2 separate regions of the Homo sapiens genome follow, and region 2 is linked to region 1. The links are chromatin loops, found by intact Hi-C in ENCODE. Cell type or tissue: PC-3. All regions are shown on one strand. Links, peaks and the distances in the headings refer to the core of each region. The heading gives the core; the rest is flanking DNA.

Region 1 (5,368 bases), core at 190-5,189:
CGAGAAAGGGGCCGGGCGGCGGGGCCGGCGGCTCCCCGTGGGAGCGCGGACAAAGCCCCAGCTGCGGCTTTTGTGCCCTTTTCAGACGGCGTTTGTTCCAATTACCTCCGGCCCGGCCGCCATATGGGCGGAGGCGGCGCGCACGGCGCGGGGGCAGCGGCCTTCGCTGGTTTTCCGGCTCGCCGCGGGCCGCGGCCGTCTCCCATCCCTGTCCCTTTGGGGCTCCAAATTTGCCGCTCCCCATCTTCCCCTTCACTTTCGGGGAGAATTAAATTAATGGTTTTAAAAAGTAATTGGCAACCGTTTTAGCTGTTGCTTAAACTGCCTCCAAGCCACGCCTCCAGACACCCCCCATTTGGACAGATTTCAGGGTTTGGAGAGGGAAGAGGGTGGCAGGGGGCATCAGGAATTCGCCCCTTGACTGAGATCCCAGGACTCAGCAGGGGGAGTGGATTTGCAGAAGAGACTCAGGCTTCTGGACTCGCTGGTTTTCCCGCCGTACAAAGCGGGTGCCTGGTACAAGGTGGTCCTTTCGTGACGTCCCCCACGTCAGTCCTTCAGGGCCCCACCTGGTGGGGGAAGGCAGGATATCCCGAAGGTTCTGGAAAAGGGGCTATGTGGGGCGGTCAGAGAGTTGATACAGATTTGTTGAGGCAGAATGGGTTTGCAATCCGGAGTCCCTACACCTCCTGAATTTATGGGCAAAATTCTCATCCTTGCATTTTCCTTGAGAGAGAGCCCATAGCTATCACCAGCTTCTCAAAAGATCTCAATGTCCTCAGATGCTTCAGAACCTGGGGGTGCTGGCAAAACCAACCCGGGGCAAGGCTGGAGGACCGAGCTTCTACCCCAAGGAGCCCGCGGAGCTCTGGCCATGACCCAGAGAATCTTCGTGTCCTCCTCCCCCTCTCCCAAGTCGCTGGAGCTCAGTTTTCTCTTTCTCAGGCTAGGCTAGGCCGGTACAAATGGTCTCACCGGGATCGACGCGGCGGCCGTACTTGGCGAGGCGAAGGACTTGGACTGGGTTGGTAGGGCGCAGGGACCGAGTTTAGGGCGCCAAGGCCGCCCCGCCCGGCCCAACCCACCAGTCGCTCCTGCCGCGGCCCGGATCCAGTTTCCCCCGGCCAGGTCGCTTCCCGGTCTCAACCATTTCGCGCTCTGCTCTGTCCGCTGGTTTGTCCCTGCCCGGTTCCTCTCCCCGGGCCTGTCAGCCTCCGCTTCTCTGGAGGTTCCTGGGACTCATCTCTGATCCACCGTCTTGCGTTCTCTGGGCGCATCGACTTCTCTCCATCTTCGGGCTCACTCCTGACTCCCTCGCTGCCGCCCCCGGGGGTTTCCACGCGTGTCTCTAACCGCGGCCGTCTTTCCTCTCTCTGCGTCTCCTCGACTCCTCCGCGACCCTCCGATGTCTCGGGCTTTCGGGTCTCAGCCGCGGACTCCGCGTCTCTGGGTCTCTTTTCCGCCTTTCTCTCTGCCCCTCTGCCGATCTCTCCGTCTGTCTCTCGCTGTCCCGCATCTCTGTGTCTCTCACCGACCCTAAGACACTTAGGAATCATTGTCTGTCTCTGCGTCTCTGGCCGCCTCTGTCTCTCTCCATCTCTAGGTGTCAGGGAACCTGTGACTGAAGTCTCCGAGTTTTTGCCGCGTGTGTCCCCCACGGTCTCGGAGTCTCTCCCGTCTCTGTGTGTGGTCTCTGGCAGTCTGAGTCTCTTGCCCTTTCGAGATCTCTCATTGTCTCTCTCCCCAACCCTCCCCGTGAGCCTGCGACGTCCACCGTCTCAAGGGGCGCCGGCCTCCGCAGGTCTCTCTAACCTTGGGTCGGTGTCGCGCGCTCCCCTCTCTCGCCCGCCCGGGTCCCCTCCCCGGGTCCCGGGTCCCCCGCCTACTTCGCCTTCTCTCACCGCGCCCTGTCTCCTTCCCGCTCCCCCTCCGCAGACTACCAAGGCGACTACTACGCGCCGGGAAGCAACTACGACTTCTTCGCGCACGGCCCGCCTTCGCAGGCGCAGTCCCCGGCCGACTCCAGCTTCCTGGCGGCCTCTGGCCCCGGCTCGACGCCGCTGGGAGCGCTGGAACCGCCGCTCGCCGGCCCGCACGCCGCGGACAACCCCAGGTTCACCGACATGATCTCGCACCCGGACACACCGAGCCCCGAGCCAGGCCTGCCGGGCACGCTGCACCCCATGCCCGGCGAGGTATTCAGCGGCGGGCCCAGCCCGCCCTTCCCAATGAGCGGCACCAGCGGCTACAGCGGACCCCTGTCGCATCCCAACCCCGAGCTCAACGAAGCCGCCGTGTGGTAAGGCCGCCGGGCCGCCCCCCGCGCTCGGCCCCCGGGGGCCCCGCCCCGAAGCAGCCTCCTGAAACCAAAACGCCCGACGCAGACGCGGTGGGAGACGTGGGTGTCCCTCGGGGGTTCTCTCTCGGGTCCGCACTCAACTGGCAGCTGCTCCTCGGCTGGGCGCCGAGGGGGGGCCGACCCCCATCTCCACCCCGCGGGCTCTCCAGGAGCCTCAGCCCACCGCCAGTACTCTCCCAGCAACCGCGAGCAATTTCTTGGGACCAAAGTCAATACTCCGGAGGGTCAAGAGATTTCGAGCACGCTCTAGACTTTCCCCGGGCCCCCACCCACCCACCCAGCCACCGCCACCTCTTTGGACTGAGAGAGGGTGAGGCCAAGGGGCGGAGACGGTGTTTTTCCCTCTCTCTGCAATCCGAGTGGCATTTTGTAATCTTATTTCTCGCTGTGCTTTCCCCGTCTTTAAAAAAAAAGATGATAAGAAAAGGAGAGAGATTGAAAGAGAGGGAGAGGAAAGGGGGCAAGATGAGGAGGAGATGGAGAGACAGCGTCAGCCAGAGGGAGAAGACGGAGAGCGAGCGAGGAACTCGCGTGAACCGGGAGCCACCGAGAGGGAGACCGAGCCACCTGCACGCTGGCGCTCCCTGGTGGCCAATCTTGAGGCTCAAGGTCAGCTTCTCTAGGAATAGGGCTGTGGGTCAGGAAGTGGCCAGCCGGGTCCAGCTCCCGCTCTTCCTTACTTTGACGTTTATGTTGAGCCCGAGGGAGCAGGCCGGACTCGAACACGCACACATCCTGCTCTCCCCCTGGGTGGGGCGCCAGGATTGCTGGGCTCAGACCCACAGACCACCCTCCCTGCCCAGGGCCTGGAGGCTGGGCCGTCAGGATGTACAATATTATACTTTTTTGGAAGTTGAACGCTTCTAGTTTCCTTATTTTGTATAAAGAAGAAACAAATAAAGTATGTTTTTGTGTTTACTGTTTATTTATTGTACTCTAGTTATCCGGGGTTGGACATTTTTATATTTTTAAGAGGAGGTAGGGCAGAGTGACGGAGGGGAAGCAGAAAGAGGTTTACCTAAAAAAAACAAAAAACAAAAACAAAAAAAATCAACTTTTTTTAAAGAGAAAGATTAATAAAAAAAAATCTTTTTTCCCTCAGCGCTGTGTGGTTTTCTTTTTTTGTCCCTACCTTGATAACGACTCAGAGAGAATGAAACCATTCCTTTCCCTGGTTCTGGTCTCTGACATTAAACCCTTGATGGGTGCAAAAACCTCTGCTCACCCAAAGGGGGAGCTCTTCTAGTGACTCCCAGGTTCATGAAAGTGACTGTCCTCTTTCGACAGCTACTACGTGCCAGGCACCGTATCTCCCCATGCTTTATGTAATACCCTGCTCTAACACAGGCCTGCCCAGCATATAGTAGGTCTTCAGAATGTTTGATGAATGAATGAATGTGTGATTTGTTTGTTGCCAGCACATCAAAAGAATTAGAACTTCACTCCTAACTATTCCCCCATGTAATTTCTGGTGGCCCAAAAAAAGAGCAGGCTGGTAAGCTGATGCTGGTTATCTGCAAGGCTATGTTAGGACTGAAGTGCGCCTCCTCCCCAAAGTGAGGCTGTTGTGCTCTGCAAATCTTATGCAGTGCATGCTTGTCTTTAGGTAAAGGCATGAGGGAAAGAGTGTCCAGTGAGATTTAGGAGGCCTGAGGCCACTACCTAAAACAAGTCACTCTCCTTCTTTGACTCAGTTTCCCTACTTGCAAAAGCAGGGGTTGGAGAGAGTGCTTCCTACATTCCCTTCCAACTCGAATGTCTGTAATCCCAGCACTTTGGGAAGCTGAGGTGGGTGGATCACCTGAGATCAGGAGTTCAAGACCAGCCTGGCCAACATGGTGAAACCCTCTCTCTACTAAAAATACAAAAATTAGCCAGGCATGGTGGCAGGCACCTGTAATCCCAGATACTTGGGAGGCTGAGGCAGGAGAATCGCCTGAACCCGGGAAGCGGAGGTTGCAGTAAGCTGGTACTACATTACTGCACTCCAGCCTGGACGACAGAGCAAGACTGTCTCAAAAAAAGAGAGAAAGAAAGGAAAGAAAGAAAGAAAGAAAGAAAGAAAGAAAGAAAGAAAGAAAGAAAGAAAGAAAGAGAAAGAAAGAGAAAAAGAAAGAAGGGAAAAAAGAAAAAGAAAGGAAGGAAGGAAGGAAGGAAGAAAGGATAAAAGAAAAAGAAAAGAAAAGCAGGAGAGGGAGGTAAAAATAAATAGAAGAGTGTCCTGCATTGGGATCACTTTTCACCCAAGCTCGGGGTGAGTGAAGCGGCCCATTGTAGCTGCAGCAGGGGAAGGTGGGGAACAGACCGCCATGGGACAGGCGCACGCTCAGAGCCCCACTCTTCTGCCCTTCTTCTTTATGTGTTCCTCACAAGAATCATGCAATGTGCCTTGCCTTTTTCTTTTCTTTCCTTACTGCACATTCATCTTTATCAGACCAATGCTACTTGCTTGTGGAAAATTTAGAAATCTCAGATAAACAAAAGGAAGAAAATGTCACCACCCAGAATCTCAAGCACTATGGAAATCTAGATGATGCATTTTCTTTCAGACTTCTTTTTTCTTTTCTTGTTTTTTTGTTTGTTTTTTTGTTTGTTTGTTTTGTTTTGTTTTGTTTTTTCATTTTGAAACTAGAGATCATACCCTATACTCAATATGTGGTCATCTGCTCTGGTTCACTCAGCAATAGCTTCCAGATGTATAAACTGATCTTCATAGACAGAGCTATGTCATTCTGTGTAGTCACTGCTTAAAGTTCTCTTCAATGGCTGAGCCATCCTTTTATGGTTTTTGTTTTATTTTTAACCAAGTCTATTATTGGATATTTGGGTTTGTTTCCAACGTTTCACCACTTTAAACCACATCAGAATATCCTTGCAGCTGAATCCTTGGACGTGTATCAGGGTAGGTATTATTGGCCCCCTCAGGGTACTCAGAGAGGTTGAGGGACTGGCCCAAAGTCACACAGCTGGGAAGTGGCAAAGCTGAGATTCAAACCCATGTATTGGGTT
Region 2 (5,368 bases), core at 217-5,216, 320 kb before region 1:
TGGAGACGGGGTTTCCCCATGTTGCCCAGGCTGGTCTCGAACTCCTGGCCTCAAGTGATCTGCCTGCCTTGGGCTCCCAGAGTGCTGGGATTACAGGCATGAGCACCACACCGGGCCTTGTATTTATTTTCTGTTCCATATCTCTGCCCCATGTTATTTTCTCTCAAAATCCATTCCTTTGAAAAATAAATATGTTGCAGATGTGAAAAAAAAAAGAAAATTGGACATGGAGTATAACATGAAAGGAGAAAGGAATAAAATGTCATTAAAATAAGAATATAGACAAAGGATCTATATACAAATGTCCATAGCAGCATTATTTGCAGTAGTGAAAGACTGGAAACAACCCTGTCAACAGAGGATGGATAATAAAATTGTGGTATATCCACACAACAGAATACAGCTCAGCAGTGAAAAAGAAACCACTGGCATCCACAGCAGCACTGGCCTGAAGTTCAAGAACGTGCAAAACTGAAGGTGGTAACAGGATAGCAATGACCTTTGGGGAAGAGAAACGTTCTATATTTTAATCTGGGTGATAGGTACACAGTGTATACCTAGATCAAAATTCATCAACATGTGTACATTATCTAATTTATACCTCAGTTTAAAAAACATAGGAAGGATAGAAATGTACACATGTATGGGTAGATAATAGTTATAAAGCATATCATATGATTCAGACCGGACCTAGATAAATATCAAGATCCCCTAGGGAGTTTTTGGAAAACATCCATGCCTTGCCTGGCGTGGTGACTCACACGTGTAATCCCAGCACTTTGGGAGGCTGAGGCTGGCCTTCTTTCCTTCCTTCCTTTCCTTTCCTTCCTTCCTTTCTTTCCTTTTCTTTTTCTTTTTGTTTCTTTCTTTCTCTTTCTGTATTTCTTTCTTTCCTTATTTCTCTCTTTCTTCTTTCTTTCTCTCTTTCTTTCTTTCCCCTTCCTTCCTTTCTTTCTCTTTCTTTCTTTCTTCTTTCTTTCTCCTTTCTCTCTTCTTTCTTTCTCTTTCTGTATTTCTTTCCTTCTTTCTCCTCTTTCTCTTTTTTCTCTTTTTTCTTTCTCTTTCTTTCCTTCTTTCTCCCTCCTTCCTTCCTTTCTTTCCCATTCCTTCCTTCCTTTCTCTCTCTTTCTTTCTTTCTTCTTTCTTTCTCTTTCTGTATTTCTTTCTCTCCTTCTTTCTCTCTCCTTTCTTTCTCTTTCTCTCTCTTCCTTTCTTTCTTTCCTTCTCTTTCTTTCTTTCTTTTCCTTTCTTTCTTTCTTTCTTTCACAGGGTCTCACTCTGTTGCCCAGGCTGGAGTACAGTGGCACAATCACAGCTCACTGCAGCCTTGACCTCCTGGGCTCCGGTGATCCTCCCACCTCAGCCTCCTGAGTAGCTGAGACCACAGGCATGCGACATCACACCCAGCTAATTTTTCTATTTTTTGCAGAGATGGGGGTTTCCCTGTTTCCCAGCTGGTCTCAAACTCCTGGGCTCAAGCAATCTGCCTGCCTCAGTCTCCCAAAGTGCTGGGATTACAAGTGTGAGCCACTACACTCAGCCAAGCTTTTTAAAAATGATCATCCCTCTAAGAAGACTTTCTAGACTTTTTTCTAATCACTCATCCTCCCCATGAAATTACAATACTGCAGATATACTGTGTTGCTGTTTATGTGCTGTATGTATATTTCTGCTTTCTACATACAGAGTAAGATTTGTTTCACCTCCCAATAATCAATTTTTGCCCCTTTTCGGGGTGAAATTGACCCTATTAATAAATCATGAGCTCCCTGGGGACCACTAGTAGCTTCTGCTTCACCTTGCCTTATAGGAACAAGGTGTAATGGCTCCTCACTGCTGCCAGTCCCAAGTAGCTTCACTCCCCTTTCTGATGTCTCTTAACCTCATCCACACATTTGTTCCTTTAACTCCCCCTCAATTAGCATTTCATCCCTCCCAGAACCCTGGCTGATGGAGATTCAGTGACAGAACCAAGAACATACCACAGGAATGTTCTGGGATGTTCTAGAAGTAAGATTTGAGAGTTGGGAGTCATCCACAGCTCCCCCAATCCCAAAACCTGTGCCCTTCCCATTGGCAGAGCCTGGCATGACTTGCCCCTCTTGTGGCTAACTGCCCCGGAGCTTATCTGTGAAAGAAATACCTCTGGCTTCACAGCTGCATTCCAGAACATTTTTAAGAGCATTCAGAACTTCCTCAGGTGGGCAGTAACTGCACTGCTTGTTCAGGGAAAACTAGGGACAGAAGGGAAGGAGAAGAATTTTAGCCTCTTTAACAAGGCAGACAGGTATCTTGATTATTCACCTCCAACCTGCAAAGACAGCCAGGTTCTGTGTGAGTCAGCCTTGGGTTTGAATTTTTTGAATCTATTTCTTAAAGATAAAGCATTCCATATTAAATGATCCATGCTAGTTGGTCAAGGAAACTCCTTTCCTATCTCCAGCCTCCTTTCCGAGCAGATTTGGGATTTTCACCTTACTTGTGGCCCCTGAGGATATTTCTCAGCAAGCATCATTTCCTAACGGGAGAGTTCATGTTTTCACCTTGGGTCTTGAGTCTTACAGAGTGATCCACAAACTCACTCTTGATGAATAAGGGAGCCCTTTCCTGCCCAGGAGTCCTGATTTGCCTCTTTGCTGATTTCACCTGCTTCTCCATTTGCTCCTTCTTTACAATCAGCCCACATTTTCTGCCCAGTATAACCAATAACTTGCTGCCCCTTCAAGTAAAAGCCAGTAAAGGTATTTGCTCTGCACTGTTTTAAGGGGTAGCAGAGAGCTTCTAGGGGAGATGGCGAGAAAGAGTGTCCTCTGGTGGCAAAGTTCAGCCTCTCCTCCAGGAACTGCAGCAATTCCGTTCTGGACCCAAACTTGCATAACCTCTTCAGCAAAGAATGGCCTTGCAGTTAGTTACTAGGTACACAGTCCTTACAGGGCAGTTTAGCAATCATCACTGTTACTTGAGAAAGCCTCTTGGGGATCTCACTACTTATCCCTGTAACAGCCTCATACAAGACTCTCCTGAGAGGAATTGGACAAAACACTATTTTCTCCATATTATTACACATCCATTGCTGATTTTATGACCCTTACGGGTGGCTGTTTCTGGCTACTGTTCAGCTGGCCTGATCCTTAATCCACCCCTTTTTCTGCCACTAGCCTGCCTTGCCTACCACATCTCCCAGAATGCCCCATAGCCAAAGCCCTGGGTTAGAGCTGGATGTGTCACAGCTCCTTCTATCACAACCAGGTAGGTTTCCAAAGAACAGCAGTTCTCAAACTTTTGGGGTTTCAGGACACTTTTACACTCATAAAATATTGAGGATCTCAAAGAGCTTTTATTTATGTAAGCTATGTGTATCCATATTTACTGTTTTAGAAATTAAAACTGAGACATTTAAAAGGCTTAATTTTTAAAATAATAATTATAAAGTCATTATATACTAACATATAACATATTTATAGAAAGCAAATAATTTTCTAAAAATAAAAATTTAATGAGGAGGGCCAGGCACGGTGGCTCACACCTGTAATCCCAGCACTTTGGGAGGCCGAGGTGGGCAGATTACCTGAGGTTAGGAGTTTGAGACCATCCTGGCCAACGTGGTGAAACCCCATCTCTACTAAAAATACAAAAAATTAGCCAGACGTGGTGGTGCGCACCTATAATCTCAGCTACTCAGGAGGCTGAGGCAGGAGAATTGCTTGAACCCAGGAGGCGGAGGTTGCAGAGTGGCATTGTTCTACATTTTTGCAAATGTCTGACTTAATAGAAAACACCTGGGTTCTTTTTCTTCTTTTTCTTTTTCTTTCTTTTTTTTTTTTTTGGAGACAGGATCTCACTCTGTCACCCAGGTTGGAGTGCAGTGGCATGATCTCAGCTTACTCACTGCAACCTCCGCCCCCAGGCTCAAGTGATCCTCCCACTACAGCCTTCTGAGTAGCTGGGACCACAGGCACACGCCACCACACCTGGCTAATTTTTTGTATTTTTAGTAGAGACAAGTTCTTACCGTGTTGCCCAGGCTGGTCTTGAACTCCTGAGCTGAAGTGATCCACCTGTCTCGGCCTCCCGAAGTGTTCAGGTTACAGGCATGAGCCACCGCTCCCAGAAACACCTGGATTCTTAAACCCACTTTTGCGACCTGTTGTTTTGCTTGAGGCATATGAAGAAAATCTAGTTGTACAAAAATATGAGGTGGGAAAGGGAGAGGCCCCCAGGTTCCCTGGAAGGATTTCTGGGACCATCAAGAGTCCTCAGAACACTGCTTAGAGATTCAAACTCTGGCTTCTCCTTAGCAGAAAAGCAGATCTTTGCAGGAAGCAGAGAGCCTGTGTTAAGCCTCAGGGGTTCTTAACTCTCTTGGGTTAATGACCACTTTGAGTATCTGATGAAAGAGAAAGATCTTTGCCTGAGAAGAAAACGGTTTTTAGTGGATGCAAAAGCGGTGTGCATGCGCATAATTCCAGAGGTTTCACTAACCCTATGAGGCCCATCTCTGACCCCAAAGTGACAGTAGGGGTTGGGAAAGAGGGAGGTCATAGTTGCTTCTAGGCCCTGAATAAGTACACACCCCCTCTAATCCATTCAATGCAAAGTCATGTTCATAGCTAATTCATAACAACAACAGCTACTATTTGGGGGCAATCTTTATGGTATGTCAGGCACTGCTGTCTATTTTACACACTTTACCTAAGTTACTCCTCACAAGAGCCCTCCATGCTATTATTATTCCCATTTTATAGATGGCAAAACTGGGACCCAGATAGGTAAAGTCACTCATCCAAGGTCACACAGTGGGAGTACACCAGCTTAGTCTGCTAACCACAGCCTTGCTCAGCCCCAGTGCTAGCAGCTTTACAACTAATGTGTGTGTATGTGTGTGTGTGTGTGCTGTGTTAAGCAGGAAAACCTATTTTCCTAAACAATTCACAATATGTAAAACAAAGAGAGGCTAGGCTGATTAAAGTGCTGGGTCTGGGAAGAGTGTATTCCAGTGCTCTTCCTCTATCCTTTCTATGTACTCAGCACTGTTCTAAGCACATTACACGTGTTAATTTATTCAGTTTTCCCTACAACCTACAATCTATAACTGTTTCTGTTTTACAGATGAGGAAGCAGATTCAGAGAGGTTCAGCAACCTGCGTAAGGTCACACAGAAAATGGCAGTGCTGAGTGAGGAACTCAGTGAATCGTGTGTGTGTGTGTGTGTGTGCACGTGCGTGTGCATATGCATGTGTGTGTACCTTTTTATAATCATGATGTTTGCATGGGAAAGTCTGGCAAAACAGATACCAACCCATTAGCAGTGGTTATCCTAAAAGGGTTGAGAAAAAAGATGGACCTTTACTTGCTAAACCTTTTCTTG

The links. A loop is a pair of places that touch in the nucleus more often than their neighbours do. Peaks named below come from ENCODE experiments on the same cell type or tissue, not always from the same donor. Only the 100,000 strongest peaks of a DNase experiment are listed, where the experiment ranks them.
Region 2: it touches region 1 in a loop (2.8-fold over the local background); 2 of 110 quality-filtered maps call a loop at or near these places.

The regions. Positions count from the first base shown.
Region 1 is chr12:113,460,125-113,465,492 of GRCh38, reverse strand. LHX5 (LIM homeobox 5) reads left to right here. Exons shown (of 5, transcript NM_022363.3): 5 at 1,936-3,460. The coding sequence ends at 2,303. Among named protein-coding and RNA genes, the nearest start is that of LHX5, 9.1 kb to the left of the region's middle. In PC-3, for the core only: CTCF peaks have their summits at 2,955 (motif pointing left) and 3,642; a DNase peak (open chromatin) is centred at 2,942; H3K4me3 peaks cover 1,494 bases; H3K27me3 peaks cover 2,341 bases.
Region 2 is chr12:113,783,790-113,789,157 of GRCh38, reverse strand. No RefSeq gene overlaps it. Among named protein-coding and RNA genes, the nearest start is that of LINC01234, 13 kb to the right of the region's middle. RefSeq lists an enhancer at 4,101-4,637. In PC-3, for the core only: a CTCF peak has its summit at 2,773 (motif pointing left); DNase peaks (open chromatin) are centred at 737 and 2,217; H3K4me3 peaks cover 347 bases; H3K27ac peaks cover 1,841 bases.